2 separate regions of the Mus musculus genome follow, and region 2 is linked to region 1. The links are chromatin loops, found by intact Hi-C in ENCODE. Cell type or tissue: gastrocnemius. All regions are shown on one strand. Each heading gives the region's core, and the rest is flanking DNA. Links, peaks and the distances in the headings are about the cores only.

Evidence for each region. Hi-C counts contacts between places; a loop is a spot of excess contacts. Peaks named below come from ENCODE experiments on the same cell type or tissue, not always from the same donor. Only the 100,000 strongest peaks of a DNase experiment are listed, where the experiment ranks them.
Region 2: it touches region 1 in a loop (3-fold over the local background); 6 of 42 quality-filtered maps call a loop at or near these places.

What each region holds. Positions count from the first base shown.
Region 1 is chr9:65,027,191-65,036,118 of GRCm38, reverse strand. Dpp8 (dipeptidylpeptidase 8) reads right to left here and starts at 3,661. Exons shown (of 21, transcript NM_028906.2): 1 at 3,496-3,661; 2 at 1,108-1,244. The coding sequence starts at 1,123. Gm39362 (a long non-coding RNA gene) reads left to right here and starts at 4,707. Exons shown (of 3, transcript XR_870867.3): 1 at 4,707-6,306; 2 at 7,168-7,271. In gastrocnemius, for the core only: a CTCF peak has its summit at 3,803; DNase peaks (open chromatin) are centred at 3,238 and 3,736; H3K4me3 peaks cover 1,899 bases; H3K27ac peaks cover 2,104 bases.
Region 2 is chr9:65,116,151-65,125,301 of GRCm38, reverse strand. Igdcc4 (immunoglobulin superfamily, DCC subclass, member 4) reads right to left here. Exons shown (of 20, transcript NM_020043.3): 4 at 4,948-5,084; 5 at 3,382-3,522; 6 at 2,496-2,651; 7 at 1,113-1,526; 8 at 526-690; 9 at 1-17. Among named protein-coding and RNA genes, the nearest start is that of Igdcc4, 19 kb to the right of the region's middle. In gastrocnemius, for the core only: CTCF peaks have their summits at 1,253 and 4,146 (motif pointing right); DNase peaks (open chromatin) are centred at 1,283, 2,561 and 4,164; H3K4me3 peaks cover 443 bases; H3K27ac peaks cover 740 bases.

The DNA.
Region 1 (8,928 bases), core at 1-8,000:
CTTGATCTTTTCTGATATTTAAACGTGACATGAACAAAGTATCAGAGAAAAATAAATACAACAAGGCTATCAGGAAACCTTGTAGAGATGTAGCTCAGTAGTCGGGTCAATCTTAGTTCTACAAACTGAAACAAATTACATTGTAATCACGTTTCACATAATCATTAACTACTTCTCCAACAATCAATAGATGGCTGTGTATTTAAGATGATGTCTTTCTTTTAAAGCTCAGCTTTACAGTTAACATCAATTCATGGTAAGAAGTTATCTGCAATCTAGTAAGTAACCCAAAGGTGTAGGCTGAGAGTCAGTCCACCTAACTTGAATTACTGGTATGCAAAAGTGCTGAACTGTGAGTAGTCGGGCATTGTATCATTTTCTGAGCATGATACTATCATTTCTAATGTTAACAATAACCAATAACAAAGTCGTCCAAATACTGTTACATCAGGTATAATTGTAACACTCTGATCCAGGGCTCCACTGACTAAAATCTGACAGAGAATTGACTGAGTCTCAAGAGTATCAAGTGACAGTACCTGAGAGTGGTGGTTGTTGGCCCAACTAAAAGCTAGGAGGCCTACTTTCAATCATGTCAAAGGACCTAGTCTTCTGAGGGAGCAAGGGACTAAAATGAAAAGAATCCAACTCAGTTTCCTTAAGTGGGAAATCTCATCTCTCCTCTACCCCTTGCAAGTACAAGGCCAAGGAACAGAAAAGAGCAACACAGTAGACATCTAGAGTTTTACTGCCTAGCTGGAGTCATTAACACCTTTAGAGTCCTTCTATGTAAAAATTCACACCAACTTCTATTTAAAAACTGGAATTTCTGAATGGACTGTACTAGTCTCCACACATATACACACAGTACAGTTTAAATGACAGTCTGTCACTCTATTGACAGTAAATAGTCTGCACAACAGGGGCTGTGCAATTCATGCAACTGTGTAACTAATTTCCAGGATTCCCCCCATACTCTCTATATACAAATATGTCCTCAGAATATGTGGCCTGAATTTCCTAAAACTCAGCCCTATCCATTCTCAGCATTATGCACATATTTCACAGCCCCACCCTCTCCACTTCTGGACCTTCCCTGGTGCCTACCTGATGGTATTTTCATCTGCTCAGATCTCTTCTACTTTCAAAGAGATCATTTTCACCTGGCCCAACTTTAAGCACAGATCTCTCCGTTCATCCTGATCTCTTCTCACAGGAATCTTTCCTTTTCTCACCATCCAATCCTGCTTACCAGATAAGAGATGTTAATCATTAAAATGGACCATATACGGTCGAAAAAATATAAGCCTAAAAATCCCCAAATATTTAACTGATAGATTTCCTGTTAGTGTAATATGGAATGCCTGAATTCTTTGGGATCTCCAACTTGTCAAAACTGTGTTTGTGTTGATAGGTCTTACAAACCCTATGCAGGTCTTGAATTTAGTCCTCTTGCTTCAGCTTCCTGAGTGTGGAAATTGCAGACCTTTGCTAATGAGCTCGACCCTAAGATTACTTTTTTTCCAGAAATGTATAACTCAAATTGCGTAGTTAAGTTCTAACAGTAGGTGTAAATCTTGATGTCCAGACACATTCAAGGGAAAATGATAGGTTTTAAAAACTGCAAAAGCGGACCAGAGATGGCTCAGCAGTTAAGAGTTAATAATGATATTGCAGAGGCCCCAAGTTTGGTTCTCAGTAGCCATTTCTGGCTGCTCACAACCACCCATAAGACCAGTTCTCAGGGGGATCCAATACCTCTGGTTTCTATGGGAACTGCACTCACATGCACATACCCTCACGCATACACACAAACCTTTTTAAAAAGGCATATAGATGTGAGGTGTCAACTGTAAAGCCTTGACTTTGGCGGATGTAATGTATTTCTAGGGTCAGGGAATTAGTTCAAAAGGCAAAAGCACTGTGGCAGAAACCCAAAGATCCCAGGGAAGCCAGGGGAGCATTGGAGCGGCTGTCAATCCAGCAGCCCGAATGCAGCAAGGGAGGCATACATAGGAGAACCGCTGAAGTTGATCAGCTAGCCTGGGATACACAGCAATTGCGACTCTGCCTCAACGAAGTGTAAAGGGAGGACTCCCAAAAGTTATCCTCCGACTTCCACACGATCCCGAAGACATGTGCGTGTAGAGCCGCGAGCACACACAAGCACACACACACACAAAGACAGAATTTATTTCTATGTGCCTATGTTCCTTTTACATGATGTCATAACGAGCTGATGAAAGAATAAATTCAGTACAATAAAAAATGTGTATTATAGGTCATTGTTTGCAGAAAGGGAACTTGAATTTAACAACTAAATTTTGTTCACTTCTCTGTTTGTAGCCAAGGTTAATCTTGAACTCAAGATCCTCTTGCCTCGGCCTCGCAAATGCTGGGGTTACAGGTATGCAGCACTATACCCAGCTACAATTTCTGACAAAGCTGTCCTATTCTTTAAGAGTACTCCATTTTGCCTTCTTTTTCTTGCCATAATATTGAGAATAAGTGAGATAGGTAGCTTTTCTAAAAAATAATCACGAAGCCAGTTGATAGTCTAGCTTAGGGGGAAAAATGTGTGTTATTTTTGCAACAGTAAATAATATGTTATCAGTTTAGACTCCAAGCTCTGTATGCCACATAGAGATGAAGAAGCTATGTGGCAAGAGGAGGGTAAAAATGTTAGCAGCAATAGGCTAAGAGTCAAGACACCTCCCCAAAGCGCGAAGCCCCTCATTCTGAAAAATGACATATTGTGTTAAAAAGAGCTTCGGGATTCTTGGGGTGGGGTCTCTAGAAATGGCATCCCGTAGCTTTTTACGGTAAGAACCAATCAGTCGTCTAGACCCTGCACACCTCACTGGAGCCTAGCCATTTCACTTTTCTGTGTCTACAGCTGAGAAAGTTTATCCGACGTAAAGGGCTTGAAAGCTATGAATGAGGAAGGAGGAGAGGTGTGGCAGCGAATGTGGCGCGAGAGGACAGTAGGAACAGCAAGGCTTAGTTAAAAGAGGATGAGCAAGCTGGACAGGAAGGGCAAGGACCCTGCTGCGAATGCGTGGAACAGAATGGCAGCGAGACAGTGAGCGCGGAGGGATGGATCTAGAGTGAAGCAGGAGGGAGGGAGGAAGGAACACCCGGCTAGGGGAAAGCAGCGAGTCCAAAGGCGAATCCCATCCGCCACTGGCGGACCTCAGGCGAACCCCTTCGCCTCTGCGGATTTCCGTTTCCTCCTCCGAATGCCCGGACTGTCCCCGGCATCCCAACCCAAGCCAGGCTCTATCAAGATAACGGACGTGGGAGTCCGAGCGGGCAGCAGCCAGCGTTCAGGGGCGCCCAGTGAACGTTGGCAGCCTCGCAATCCGAGTGTGCGCTTCCTCTTCCGGCCAACGGGGCCCAGCCACCCGCTCTCCCGGCGGGAGCGGCCCGAGGGCGGCCGGCCGGAGCTCCGTGGCCTCGCGGGCGCAGGGGAGGGAGAGCGGGCGGATACTGCACCTTCCCCCCGGGCCCGCCCGGACCGTCCGGATGCGCTATGGAGCGGGCCTACGCCGCTTCATGCCGCGCCGCCTCCGCTCCCGTCGGGGCCACAGCAGCTTCCTCGGCGGCGGCCCCCGCGGCCCCCAGGCAGCGGACGAAGGGACTTAAAAGCGGCGGAGGCGAAGACAGCACCGGAGGCCTCGGCACTTCCGGTTCCCCGAGCCCCGCCCTCCGACAGAGGAAGGCTAGCGGCCGGACCAAGAAAGGATGACTCTCGCTTCTGTGCGCGAGGGGGCCCCACAGCGCCACCGAGCGGCGGGAGGAGGTGCCGCACGTGGACTGCCTGACAGGAGGGAAAACATACAAGGTTAGAAGAGAAAGCAACATTCACCCCACCTCTGTTAGCTACTCAAAGTAAATAAACTTCATGTTCACTGGCCGGTGGGATGGCTCAGCAGGTACAGGCACCTGGGCCTACAAGATTTCTGAAAGAACAAGCCAGGTCCAGCAGGCGCTTATCCAACCTCTATATCCAATCTCTGTCTGTCTCTGTCTCCCTCTCTCTGTCTCTCTGTCTCCCTGTCTCTGTCTCTCTGTCTCTCTCTCTCACTCACACACACATCCCTGCGTTAGAGCAGAAAGCCAAAATTCCTGCCTTTTTGAGATGACAGAGGCCAACCATGGCTTTGGAGACCTCAGCATTACAGTTATGACGGAAAAAAACAAACAAACAAATGTGAATTTGGATACAGAAATTTTTCTTTTCTTTTCTTTTTTCTTTTTTTAATTTTTTTTTCAGTGACGTTTACATTTTATTTACGTCAGTAGCACTAAAATACATTCCTCCTTGAGGGTCACATTTCCACAACACACATTAACACCAATCCATACTCCATAAGTGCCCACACCACCTCCCACCAAAACCAAGCAAACTCAGCAAACACTTCCTGGTCACTTCCTCAAAACCCGGGTGGGTCCTGTCCCGGCTCCTAGCTACGGCAGTGCCCAGAACTCACAAAGCTTCCCCTTTCCACACTGCGGACCCATCTCAAGCTCACCAACACTGTTCATCATGTGCTCATTTTTTTCTTTTTTTTTTTTTTTTTAACTAATTGATTATTTATTTTATGTATATGAGTGCTCTATCAGCATGTACACCTGCATGCCAGAAGAGGGCATCAGATCCCATTATAGATGACTGTGAGCCACCATGTGGTTGCTGGGAATTAAACTCTGGACCTCTGGAGCAGCAGCCAGCGCTCTTAACCTCTGAACCATCATCTCTCTAGCCTCCAGAACTTTAATGTTAAAGATCTTTAGTAGACCACCCATTCTTTGTTGGGTTGGGGTCTTCTCTCTGTAAATGGATATAACAACATTGGCATTCAGTAGTGATAAAAGCTAACAATGCCTGTGGCACTGAGACATGAAAGATGGAGAAATAAGGCCTGGAGGTGGCTGCTACACTGAGAGGCAGGTCCCTTGACCCATCATTTATTTCCTAATCCACACTGTACGTTAGCTGAGGGAAAGAGTGGGGAAAGAAGTGTAAAGGTAGCTGGGAAAGTAGGCAGAGACCAGACTGGTGGAGGAGCTATGCCTCCCCAGTTCCTGTTACTGTCTTTGGGAGCTGTGTATCAGTGGGATTATTGTAATGGCATTAAGAGAGGACCCACAGGCACCATGTCCTACTGCAGTGTGTACTGACCCACTGTGAGGTTAAAGGAGCCTTCCCTTGAATTTTTTTCTTTTTTCTTTTTGATGTTGAGCTCCCTAAAAGAAAGGACAGTAGGGGCTGGAGAGACGGCTCAGTGGTTAGGAGTACCAACTGCTTTTCCAGAGGTCCCGAGTTCAATTCCCAGCAACCACATGGTGGCTCACAACCATCTGTAATGGGATCCGATGCTGTCTTCTAGTATGTCTGAGGACAGACAGTACTCTCATATATGTAAAATAAATAAAATCTTTTAAAAGAGAAAAAGAACAGTGGTTTTCTCTAAGTATCCCATTTGACGTCTCTGATCTGAGAGCACGTTTTAAGACTCTAAATACATACACCTACTCCATTATCAAAATACAGTGTGCTATCTTGAATTTCCTTTGGGCTCATGGATTCTCTATCATTTGCTGACGCTATTCTCAAATCTGGGCCCACAAAGAGCGAGGGAAAAGGACACATCTGATTTTTGTGCAGTTTGCGTCCTCATAATGAATTAGAAGAAAGGCCTGGTGGTACAGGCTGGAAATCCCAGTACTCAGGAAGTTGAGGCAGGAGGATTCTGTCTGAGTTCAGGACCAGTCTGGACAACAGAGACAGAGACAGAGACAGAGACAGAGACTCAGATTTGTAAGTTTTCAGAGTTATTTTCTCTCTCCTCCACTGTGGTTAAGATGAACAAACAAACCCTCCCCGGCTAGGACTGTATCTCTGCAGTAGGACAGGTGCTTAGCAGCAGGGTGTGGTGCCTTGCACCTGTAGGTCCCTGTTTGGGAAACTAGATAAGAGAACTGCCGTGAGCTTGAGCTTAGCCTAAGCTATCCAGTGAGATGGAGGCCAGCCCAGCTTATATAGTGCTTTCTAGACCAGGCAAGCCTTGCTACAGAGTGTGACCCCGTCTCTAGCTCCTCCTCTTCCCCCTCACAGATGTGCTTGGCACATCTGAAGCCTTGGACTCAATCCCCCAGCACCGAGGCTTCTAAACAGCCCTCAGATTCTGGTGAAGCTGTAGGGCAGCGTCTGTAGCACCGCATCTTGCCAACACCACCTATGTCCGTACAGCCACGGAGCAGAGGTCCTAGCCAGAGCTGAGCTGGGCCTTAGTGGAGAGGGTAGGTTTGTGCGGAGTTCCAAGCTGTCTCCCCTGGGAAAATGCTAGAAAGATACTTCTCTAATATTTCATGCAACATCTCTCCCTGCAGCTTCCTATGTGGTTTTCTTTCCCCCTTGCCAAGAACATAAAAGCTGCTTAGCACAATCGAGAATTGTCTCTTCAGGGGTAGGTGTCCAGTAACTCCCATCTCAGGGGTGGGTGTCCCATAGCTCATCCCTCATCAGTGTGTGTCCCACTGAAAGATCCTGACAGAATGTAAAAGGTCACAGAAGCCCTGAAATTGGCAAGATAGATTTCATTGTTAGCAGAACTAGCTTCACTAATTTAGAAAAATAGAGGTGCACAATGCTCTGGCCACTCCTTGAACCCTTGTGTCTGCCAGTGTTTTGACCGTTCCTTGAACCCATGTGTGTGCCCGCTGATGAAGCCCATTGCCAGGTGTTTGTGATATTGGTTGCTGGGAAAGAGTCAGAAAATCTCCCAAGCAACCACAGCAGGGCCAATCCGGAGTTGCTACATCTACACCAGACTCTTTCCTTGTACCCCTTCCATACCCATTTTTTTTTTTTTTGAGAATAGACATTGTTTAGATCTGGAAATCCCCTAATCCCCCCTTCTCCTTTCCCCCCTGAGGGCCTATAAAAACGTGGACCCCTTTCCCCTCGTGATCGACTCCTCTACCCCTGCATGGGATATGAGTCGTCCCCAGAGCTCTGGCTTTCCCCGAATAAAGCCTCATGTGGTTTGCATCAAGCTTGGTCTCTTGTGAGTTCTTGGGTGTCCACTATTGCCCCGAGGCCTGAGCAAGGGGCTCCTTTCAGAGTCTTTCTCTACAATTCATGTCTCCCTTTTGTTTCAGCACAGTCTTTTTCAGTGTGCCTGTCAAGATTCCTGAGAAGCACCAGGAATGGTGGGGCACACTTTTAACCCCAGCACTCTGGAGGAAAAGACTGAGATATCTAGGTGAGTTTAAGGCCAGCCTGGTCTACAAAGTGATCTTCAGGTCAAACAGTGCTACACAGAGACAACTGTCTCAAAAAAAAACCAAAAAAACAAAAACAAAACAAACAAACAAACAACAAAAAAACTAAACCAAACCACCACCACCACCAGCAGCAGCAGCAGCAGCAGCAGCAGCAGCAGCAGCAAACCCTGAGAAGCCTGCCCGATTCCTTTGTGCCCACTTTATGTGAACAAGTGAGTGAGCGGCTGAACCTAAGTGTCTCATTACATCTCTACTGGCCAAGCAAGTCAGGCCTTGCCAGGTCTTGTTATATGTTATTGATAAAGCTTAGCTGGTTCTATGCTGCTCTGTAGTTTGGCACTGAACAGGAAAAGACAAGTTACCTAGGCTATGAAGTGTGACTAAGACAGCACCCCAGGTAATGGGGCTTCGAGAGGTGGCTTAGCAGTTAAGAACACTTGATCTGCCAGGCATGGTAGCGCATGCCTTTAATCCCAGCACTTGGGAGGCAGAGGCAGGCGGATTTCTGAGTTTGAGGCCAGCCTGGTCTACAGAGTGAGTTCCAGGCCAGCCAGGGCTACACAGAGAAATCCTGTCTCAAAAACCAAAACCAAACCAAAACAAAAAAACCCCACTTGATCCAGGGCTGGGGAGATGGCTTAGTGGTTAAGAACACTGGGTCCTATTGAAGAGGATCCAGGTTCAGTCCCCAGCACCCACATGCAGCTCACACTTGTCTGTAACTTCAGTTCCAGGACTTCTGACCCCCTCACACAGACTTGTGTTCAGGCAAAATAGCAATGAGCAGCAAATAAAAAAAAAAATTTTTTTTTTTAAAGGTGTGTGCCACCACGCCCGGCACAAATAAAAATTTTAAAAGAACTCTTAAAGCTCTTGGGCACCAGGAACTCACATAGTGAATATACATAGATATAGATAAACCCATACACATAAAATAAAAACAAATCAATTTTCTTTAAAGATAGTACAATGGGGGTGGGGGGAAGGGGACTGAGAGGGATCTAAATTGAATGAATAAATTAATAGGAAAAAAGCTAGCTTATCAGGGCTAGTACAGGTCCACTCACATGCAGCCTGAAACAAATCTCGAGGGAGATTGTGAGTGGAAGGTGAGACCTTTCTGTACTGAGGTCTGTAGGATCTAGGCTACATCCTGGAGGCAGTTCCTGTTGGAGGTAATGGGTCTATAGTCCAGACTCGGACTGGGCCTCTACCAGTGACCAGGTTTAAAGAACTAAACTTCAGCAATGAGGTAGACCTGGCCTCACATCCAGATCTTCTCCCCGCTAACAGGAATGCCAGCCCCTTCTCAACGTCACCTCCCTCACTGTAAGCTGAGAAGAGTAGCACAGCTCAGATGGACATCACTGAGTGAAATGATGATTAGAAATGCCCGTGCACAGCAGGGGTTCCATGTGTCATCTGATTTATTAATGAGAGTAATGTGAGTGATACAGAGGCGGAGAGCACAGAGCCAGCCGGGGCCTGAACCATCCTCCTTGGACAAGACGCTTAGATCCCATGCATAGGCATGTGTGCACATTCTATAGACATTCTCATATATGTGTATATATTTTTTAAAATTAATTAATTATTATTATTATTTTTGGTTTTTTGAGACAGGGTTTCTCTGTA
Region 2 (9,151 bases), core at 302-8,301, 89 kb before region 1:
GGGTGCTGCGCTGGGGACTGAGACAGAAGAACATTGGCGTGAGCTCCGCTCCACCAACAGGGAAGATAAGACACAGTCAGGAGTGATCAGAGACTTGCCCAGGTCACACAGCAAGTCAGAAGTAGGCCCAGGCCCAGGATCTGAGGGAGGGAGGGAGGGAGCCTCTCAGGGGAGCCCTACGCTGGAGGATGCGGAGACATCCTTTCTATCCCAAGGCTAGTGGACAGTGTGGGCCAGAAGCTTTCATATCCAATGGCTGGGTAGTAAATGTATGTTAGGAAGAAGGGCTGCATGGTATGGGGGCTCAGAGCTGGGCTCAAGTCCCAGCTGCCCTGCTGAGCTTGGCAAGTCATTTTCATTTTCTGAGCCCCAGTTTCCCCATTTTACACTGGGAAGAAGAACCTCTGCCCACTGCTTTATAGGGCACAACAGACATCACAAGGCAGGGAAGAGGGCCTTGGGCCACACTGTCCCTGAGTGGGAGTGTCTCTGGGTCCCAGGTCACTGCAGGTTCAGAGGTCCTACCATCGTCCAGTGTATGCACCAGGGCTGGGCTGGAGGTTCGGCTGGCCCCCAGCTGGGAGTAGGCCACCACGTAGAACTCATAATCCGTGTTGGGTTCCAGGTCCCGAACCTGCAGCTCTGTGGTGTCATTGTTTACTGCAAACTGGTACTCCACATTGTCCACTCCTGAGGTGGTAGCACGGGGGGGACAAAGGGACTGTCACAGCCCACTCCATGTCTGACTAGCTGGAGACTGTCTGGGGATCCTACTGGTCTATGTATAGCTAAATTGTTACAGACAATCTAGGGTGAAGGATAGAAATGCCTCTGCCATCTAGTCTACTTATTGCATTGATTCCATAATAGGCCAGGAAGCTCCCCGTGCTAATTGAAGGAGCCCGTCCTGCAGTTAGTTAGCTGGGGGTGGAAGATGGCTCCTTTAACCCTGGAAAGAGAAGCATTCTCTCCGTCAAGGAGTGCGTGTACACTCCATTCTCTAATACTAGATCACTTCCCAGCAGTATTGCTCCCCATCCCTTCCTCTCATCTTTAATTATCCATCCCATACTTGCCCTAACTGGGATTCCCGCGGTCAAGAGTAGACATACCCCTTGCCTTTTGGTAGTGAAGAGAGAAGCCAATGATTTGCTCGCTGTGCAACTCAGGCCGCTCCCAGGCCACCAGCACAGAGGAGCTGCTCAGCGGCGTGGCTGTGACCCGAGTCGGGGCGCTGGGCAGCCCCTCGCGCACCACTACCGCCAGGGGCGCAGCGGCACAGGCAGTTCCCGCGCTGTTTTCTGCTACGCACTGGTAGTAGCCAGCGTCCTGAAGGCCGATCTGAGTGATGACCAAGCTGCCGCCACCGCCCTGCACCTTGACGCGCCCATTGGGTCGCAACGGGATCCCGTCGTGCAGCCAGTGCAGCGCGGGCCGTGGCTCCCCGGACGCCCGGCACACGAAGCGCGCGGTGCTGGCCCGCGTCCGCGAGAGCGCCTCGGGCGCCTGCGAGATGGCTGGGGCAGCTGAGGGGCAGAAGGGAGACTCTGACAAGAGGGCCTACCCCTCTCCAAGTGTCCCAACACCGCGCCCAAGCCTCACCCTGAGGTCCTCTCCCCTAGTCATACGGGCCCAGCTCTGGTCCACTAGACTCGACCCCTCCTGGGCTAGTCCTCCTTTCTCCCAAGCCCAGCAGATTTCCAGCTTTTGAGCTCTAGGCTGTAACTTCACTTTCTCCTCCCCGTGGCTTCTTATACCCAGCAGTTACTCCAGCTTTCAGCAAGCCTGGTCCCCCAGTTTTCTGTTGTATTGAGAAAGCTCTTTTATAGCCCAGGTTGGCCTTGAATTTCTGATCTGCCCGCCTCAGCATCACCCCAACTGATTAATCCCAGCATTCCTAGGAGACAGAGACAGGAGATTCCCCAGAATTCCCCGGGCCAGCTAGCCTGGAGTATGAAGTGAACAAGAAACCTTGTCTCAACTCAGTCTGTGACCGCAATACACTCACCATGGCCTGCACACACTCATAGGGACTTAATAGCCTAAGACATTGTCATTGTTTAATAATTTTGTTTTTGAGATAGACTTTTCACTCTGTAGCTGGTCTCAACTCTGTAGCTAGGGCTGGTATCGAACTCACGCTCCTGCCACAGTTTTCTGAGTGCTACCACGTACAGATTCTGGGCTTCACACACCCCCCTAGACCATTCCACTATCTCCTTCCATAACCTCACCCCACTCCTGCTCGCCTGCACTCTCACTCCTCATGACCCAAACCAGGCTTTAAATCCGCCCCCCCACCCCCCGTCTCAAATCGCCCCATTCCCTCCCCCCCCCCCCCCAGCTACGGAATCCAGTCCTCCAACAATCACCACCAATCAGAAAATTCAGACTCCTCCCATGTGGTCCCCCTCACATTTAGTCTTCTAGGACCGCCCCTTCTCCCTCTAACACACACCCATCCTTAACGTCCCCCAGCACCAGCCCTTCCTTACCAAGCACTCGGAGCTCAGCAGCCGCAGTGGCGAAATCACGCGTGCGGGGCTTGTTGGCTCGGCAGACATAGACTCCAGAGTGCCGAGGCTGCGCGCTGGCGATGAGTAGATTGGTCCGGCCCAGAACGATGACATCCGTGGAGATAGGCTTTCCATCTGGTGACAGAGAAGGAGCAGGCTGGAGGGGGACGCTGGAACTGTCCCTCTACACCCTCTCCAACTACGAGGTTCCCACTACATCCCTGCAAAGCTGCATCACAGCCGCTGGTTTGAATCCCAGTTCCTTCTTACTCTGATCCCTAGGTGGAAAAGCAGAAGGGAGGTGGGTAAACGATGGCTAAATGGTCTCTGGTGGGCGGAGCAGATATTTAATACAATCTCTCTCTCTCTCTCTCTCTCTCTCTCTCTCTCTCTCTCTCTCTCTCTGTGTGTGTGTGTGTGTGTGTGTGTGTGTGTGTGTGTGTCTGCCTGTCTCTGTCTCTCTGTCCCTCGCTCTCTCTGTCTCTCTGTGTCTCTCTCTCCTCCCACCCCCAGAATTTTCCAAAGTAGGGTTTCCTCTGAGTAGCCCTGGTTACCCTGAACTTGCTCTGTAGACCAGGCTGGCCTCAAACTCAGAGCCCCGCCTGCCTCTGCCTCCCCAGTGCTGGGATTAAGGATGTGTGCCACCACCACTGGGCTTTAATACAACCTTCTTTAGACTTTATTACTGCATGAATGTGTGTACATGTGAGCTTGCTTGCATGTGCTATGGAAGTCAAAGGACAACTCTAAGGAGTCAATTCTCTCCTTCTATCTTTAGGCAGAAGCTCCTGACTTGGAGCCTGTGAAATACTGTACCATCTTGCCCACTTCCCCAGTCTCCTCCTCCTCTTTCCTCAGCACTCACCCTGTCGGACCCAGGACACAAAAGGGGTGGGGTCAGCAGAGGCCACGCACTCCATCACTACACTCTGTCCAGACACTACCGTGGTGTTCTCTGGGGCTGCCACAATGACCACATCCTGCCCCCTGGTAGCCTCCAAAGACCCTGTAGTGAAGATAGGACAGGGTTAGCTTGCCAATTACTGCTTCTGAATGCCCAAAGCAGGGGGCCTGGGGCGTCATGGTTCTTTCTGTCAGAAGGGGAAAGCAACTGTCAAGCAGAGCTGGCGTAGGCCTTGGAGTTCTTTCTCTTGGAGCCAGAAGAATGCTCTCCGACACAAGTGAAACCCCACAAGTTACTGGGTAGACCATACCTCCCCCATATTTCCCCGCCCAAATCCAGCTCCCATGGCATCTGCCTTAGACTCAGCACCCAGCTCTAGTTCTAAGACTGTCTATAAGTTGTTGTGTGAGTCAGGCAGATGCCTTTCCAAAGTACCTCAGAGTTCTACAAGCAAAAGGTGGGCTGTTAAGCCGGGCCTGGTGGCGCACAACTTTAATCCCAGCACTCAGGAGGTAGAAGCAGGCGGATTTCTGAGTTCGAGGCCAGCCTGGTCTACAAAGTGAGTTCCAGGACAGCCAGGGCTATACAGAGAAACCCTGTCTCAAAAAAACACCCCCCCCCAAAAAAAAAGGTGGGCTGTTGTTTTTAGCAAAGAAGCTTCACGATGTGTTTCTGTGTCCAACTCTCTCTCCTTGTGGCACAACATTGAACACCTGATTTGTCCAGCAGGGGGAAGCATAGACCTAGTGCTGGAGAGCGCGCAAGGATGGCCTGGAGCCTCAGCCTAGGGACTAGAGGATGGAACCAGTGAAGAGGAGGGATGACACAAGTGAGCAACCTTGGGGGAGGCTTGCAGTGAGATCTGTGGAGCAGCTGCTGAATGCCAAGCACTTTCCATTCCCATCTCAGGGTCACACAGATGGTGAGGAGAGTCAGGATTCAAAACAGGTCTTCGTGACCCCCCAAACCAGTGCCCTTGTTACTACCTAATCCTGGCAGGGGCTTTTCAAAGAGAGGCAGAAAAGAGACTTCTAGCTACAGATGCTTGCTGCCAAGTCTGACGGATCCCAGGAACCCACTAAGTGGAAGAAGACAACCGACTTCCACAAATCCTTCTCTGTTCATGAGTGCTATGGGACTTGTGTATGAACACACAAAATAAATGTTTAAAAAAAATGGGAAAAAGAAAGGCAGAAAAGGACCAGAGTACAGGTGAGGAGCCAGTTTGGCATACATAAGGAGATTGGGTGAACCTCTAGCCCAAAGCCTTTAAGGCACCTGGAAGGGCAGAAGGGACCAGAGGCTGCAGGGCATTTGGATACCTTGCCTGTTCACCAGTTCTTGTGCAACCGTAGGAAACACAGACACCCCATAAGGAACGAACCCCACCCCCACCCCCACCCCCTGCCAGTTGGAGTCCCAAACCCTAGGTCTATCCCATGTAGAATTACTACTCAATCAGCTTTCCAAAGACCCGGGTCTAGTCACTTTCATTCCCAGTATAGCTGTCCCCAGAAATCCCCTTACCTCTGAGGGCCACAGTGAGCGAGGCCTCCTGGCTGAATCGTTGGCGGGCTGAATTGGTGGCCACGCAGCGGTAGGAGCCTGCATCACTGTCCTGGACATCTAGGATCTGGAGGACGCCATTGGGAAGAGTGATGAGCCTTGGGAAGGAGCAGAGGGAGCCTGTGAGGTGTGGGAAGGCGATAGAGAGGGGTGGCCCTGAGGGACAGAAATGCCAACCCTCACCTAACAGACTGGCAAAGACCAAATGGTTTACTAACAGCTCAGGCGGGTGGGTAAGGAAATCACAGAAGGCACATCTGTCCAGCAGGCATCACCCAGGACATGCTCTTTTCTGGACAAGCTGGTAGCATGATCCAACAGCAAGGAGCTGTTCATCTAGCCCTGGGACTTCTGGGACTCTATCACAGTCAGTCAGACACACACAGCACCTGCATGTCAGTGTTTACTGCAGCCCTGTGCAGAGGCTGGAAACTGTTGGGTGTATCCTGGCCTCACAGGTGTGGGCACCTCCTGCAATGGAACGCGGCAGGTCCAGGCGCCCTCCGCACTGTGTGCTTTGGTGCCGCAGGATAACACACTCAGAGCCAAATTCTTACTAGATTGTATATGTACTGAATGTCCCCAGAAAAGGAAGTTGTTTCTGAGGAGGGGGCCTGGTAGCCTGGAAGCTGGAGGTGTGAGAAGCCTAACTTTTTTTTTTTTTAAAGATTTATTTATTTATTATATGTAAGTACAATGTAGCCGACTTCAGACACACCAGAAGAGGGCATCAGATCTCATTACAGGTGGTTGTGACCTACCATGTGGTTGCTAGGATTTGAACTCTGGACCTTCAGAAGAGCAGTCAGTGCTCTTACCCATTGAGCCATCTCACCAGCCCGAAGCCTAACTTTTTATTACACACATATACCATTTTAAGAATTTGAATGTTTTAGCCAGGCGTGGTGGTGCACGCCTTTGATCCCAGCACTTGGGAGGCAGAGGCAGGCAGATTTCTGAGTTCGAGGCCAGCCTGGTCTACAGAGTGAGTTCCAGGACAGCCAAGACTACACAGAGAAACCCTGTCTCGAAAAAAACCCAAACAAGCAAACAAACAAAAAAAGATTTTGGATGTTTTAAACCTTTTTTTTTCACCCCTGGAAGATTAAAAACCAACAACAGAAACAGCGTTTGTGTGTGTGTGCCTTAGCGCAGGTGCCTGCCAAGTTGAGGAAAGGGCTGGCGTTGCAGATGGAGCTGCAGTTACTGGCAGTGGCGAGCGGCCTGATGTGGTGCTGGGAGCTAACTCCAGAGGAGTAGCTCGCATTTACAACTGCCAAGCCGTCATCTCTCTGCTTGCTCCACCTTTATTAACCTCTTACCTGCATTTCCTTTCCCTCTTCCTAACAAAAATTCCCTTATTCCCTCATCTCCTCTGACCCTCAAAGGAATCCCAAGAGGCAGGAGAATCACAACCTCCATTTTATGGTAACAAAATTGAAGCTCAGGGTAGTGCATTCACCCAGGGTCTTCATGCTGGAGCAGTTACAGCCCAAAACCAGGGGCTGGGGATATGGTTCCATGAGTAGAAGGCTTGTCTAGCTTGCACCAGACCCCACTTCCATCTTCAGCACTGTGTGAATCAGTAACGCTCCACGCCTGTAATGACAGCGTTAGGGAGGTGGAGGCAGGAGAATCAGAAGCTGAAGGTCATCCTGTGCCACACAGTGCGTTGGAGGCCATTGTAGATGATGTGACACTATGCTACAAGACATCTTGAGGCCAGGTCTTCTGGTCCTAGAGGCCAAGTTCAGGCCCCTGCTCATAGCTAGGTGTGGCTGTGGGAGGGATGGGTGTGGTTTCCAATAGTTTCTACCCAGCAATCCACAAAGCAATTTAGAAGACCAGGAAGACGGGGCCTTCTTACCAGACCTGCAGGAGAGAAGGTTGAGAAAGCCAGGAGACCTTGCTTGAGAAACTTGGGGCAGGGAGGTTGGGGGATGGTGGGCACTGAGTATGTTCAACCAGTCAGGAGGTGATGAGGCCTTCTACGGGGGTCAGCTCCAGGTAGTGAGAATCTTAAGTGTACAGACTGGGTGGAACCATAGGGCGACAGGGCATTGGGTGCTGGGGAAGGCTCTTTGTTCCTGGAAAAGCAGGGGCTAAGGAAACCTAAGTATGGGAGCGGTGAGATGGCCAAGGGACTGAAGAAGGGTATTGGGAGACATTCTTGGGAATATGGTGGGACCAGTCCTTCCCTCATCTGCCCAGGTGAGCCTTTGTCCCACACCCAACCTCTCACCTCAGCTCCAGATGCACTCACAGATGTGCTACAGTAGAGAGATGGGGGCGGGGAAGCAGGAGAAACATGTAGGGAGACATCTGGGCCAGTACCCAATCTACTGCCATGAGAAATCAGATGAGAAAGACCACCCCTCACGGCCGACTCTACTTCACATGCTGCAATCTGTGGCTTTTCCTTCCCCTCCATCCTCCATCCAGCCAGTTCCCCTAGGGGATTACCTCCACTTTCGAATCTTGGTGCCAGGAAAAGGGAGCACCAAGTGCTAAGAGCAAACCTGTTCCTTGAGCAATAGCATTTCCTTCACTTTGTGTGCAGGAATGGATCTGCCTGCTCCTTTCCTCGGGCACAGAGCTGTAGCTGCAGCCAGAGGCAAGGTGCTGCCCTGCCTCCCCAGGGCTGTCTAAACCTGTTCTGGTTTTGTTACAATGTGGTTTTAGAAACTCTGGCTTCTGAAAGATGACTGAAATGTATTGGCTAGTAGGGGAGAAGTTACAAAATAGTGCTTAAGAAACAATTCTGGGGCTGGTGAGATGGCTCAGCAGTTAAGAGCACTGACTGCTCTTCCAGAGGTCCTGAGTTCAAGTCCCAGCAACCACGTGGTGGCTCACAACCATCTGTAATGGCCCTCTTCTGGTGTGTCTGAAGACAGCTTGCAGTGTACTCATATACATAAAATAAATGAAAAAAAAAACATGTATGGGCACAAAAATATTTAAAACAAACAAAAAGGAAGCAATTCTGGTTTGGGGAAACAGATAAATGACAGGTTGAGGCACATGGTTGGCAAAGCTTTTGTAGTGCTTGGGGTTCCCTTTGTGAGGGGGATTGTTGAGCACTCTTATTTGTTGAATTTTACAAAATGAAAACCTTTTTGTTTTTGAGTTAGGCTGGTCTGGAGTGAGGATGAGGATGGTGGAATACTCAAAATGGTAAGGCCTGCGTTCAGTCAGGAGGGGCTTCCCTTTTCATTCTATAATGTGCATTTTGGCTTTTTTTTTCTTTTTTTCTTTTTTTTTTTTTGGTTTTTTGAGACAGGGTTTCTCTGTGTAGCCCTCGCTGTCCTAGAACTCACTCTGTAGACCAGGCTGGCCCTGAACTCAGAAATCCGCCTGCCTCTGCCTCCCAAGTGCTGGGATTAAAGGTGTGTGCCACCACGCCCGGCTGCATTTTGGCATTTTAATATAAATTCTTTTTTTAGTTTCATTCATGGCTGGCTCCCATGGAAAAAAAAGGTATCTCCTATTACTAGAGATGAATGTAAGTGAGGCTAGGGTGGAGTTCAGGTGGGAGAGTGGATTGTCTAGCATACACAAAACTCTGGACGTGCTGGGTCCTAAGCTCAACACCTCATGGTGTGGTAGCACTTGCCTGCAATTGTAGCACTTAGGAGGTAGAAGCAAGAGAACTAGGCGCTGAAAGCCAGCCTAGGCCACATGGGACCCTACCTTTCTGCCTTTAAATAGATAGACAGATAGACAGATGGATGGATGGATGGATGGTGGATGGTGGATGGTGGGTGGACGAATGGATGGAGAGTTAGGAATTCAAAGTCAGCCTAGGCCACATCAGACCCTGCCTTGAAATTGATAGACAGACACAGACAGACAGACAGATGGATGGTGGATGATCGGACGGACAGACAGATAGATGGGTAAATCATAAATACCAGGGAACTGCCTTAGTGTTTAGCCTTTGTCATCTGTTACAAAAGTATGTGCCTTTCCCCTGACAGAGTGTATTTGAGCTGCAAATGCTCACAGCCAACTCTAAGGAATGCGATCTCTTGTGACCACTGAGCTGAGTTTGTCATTAGAATATCTGTATATCTGGGCACATGCAAAAATACATACCTTGGCCATAATCTAGTTGCTGCTTTAGACATTTCTTTATTCCCTGACACAATGTGCTGGGACATGTGAG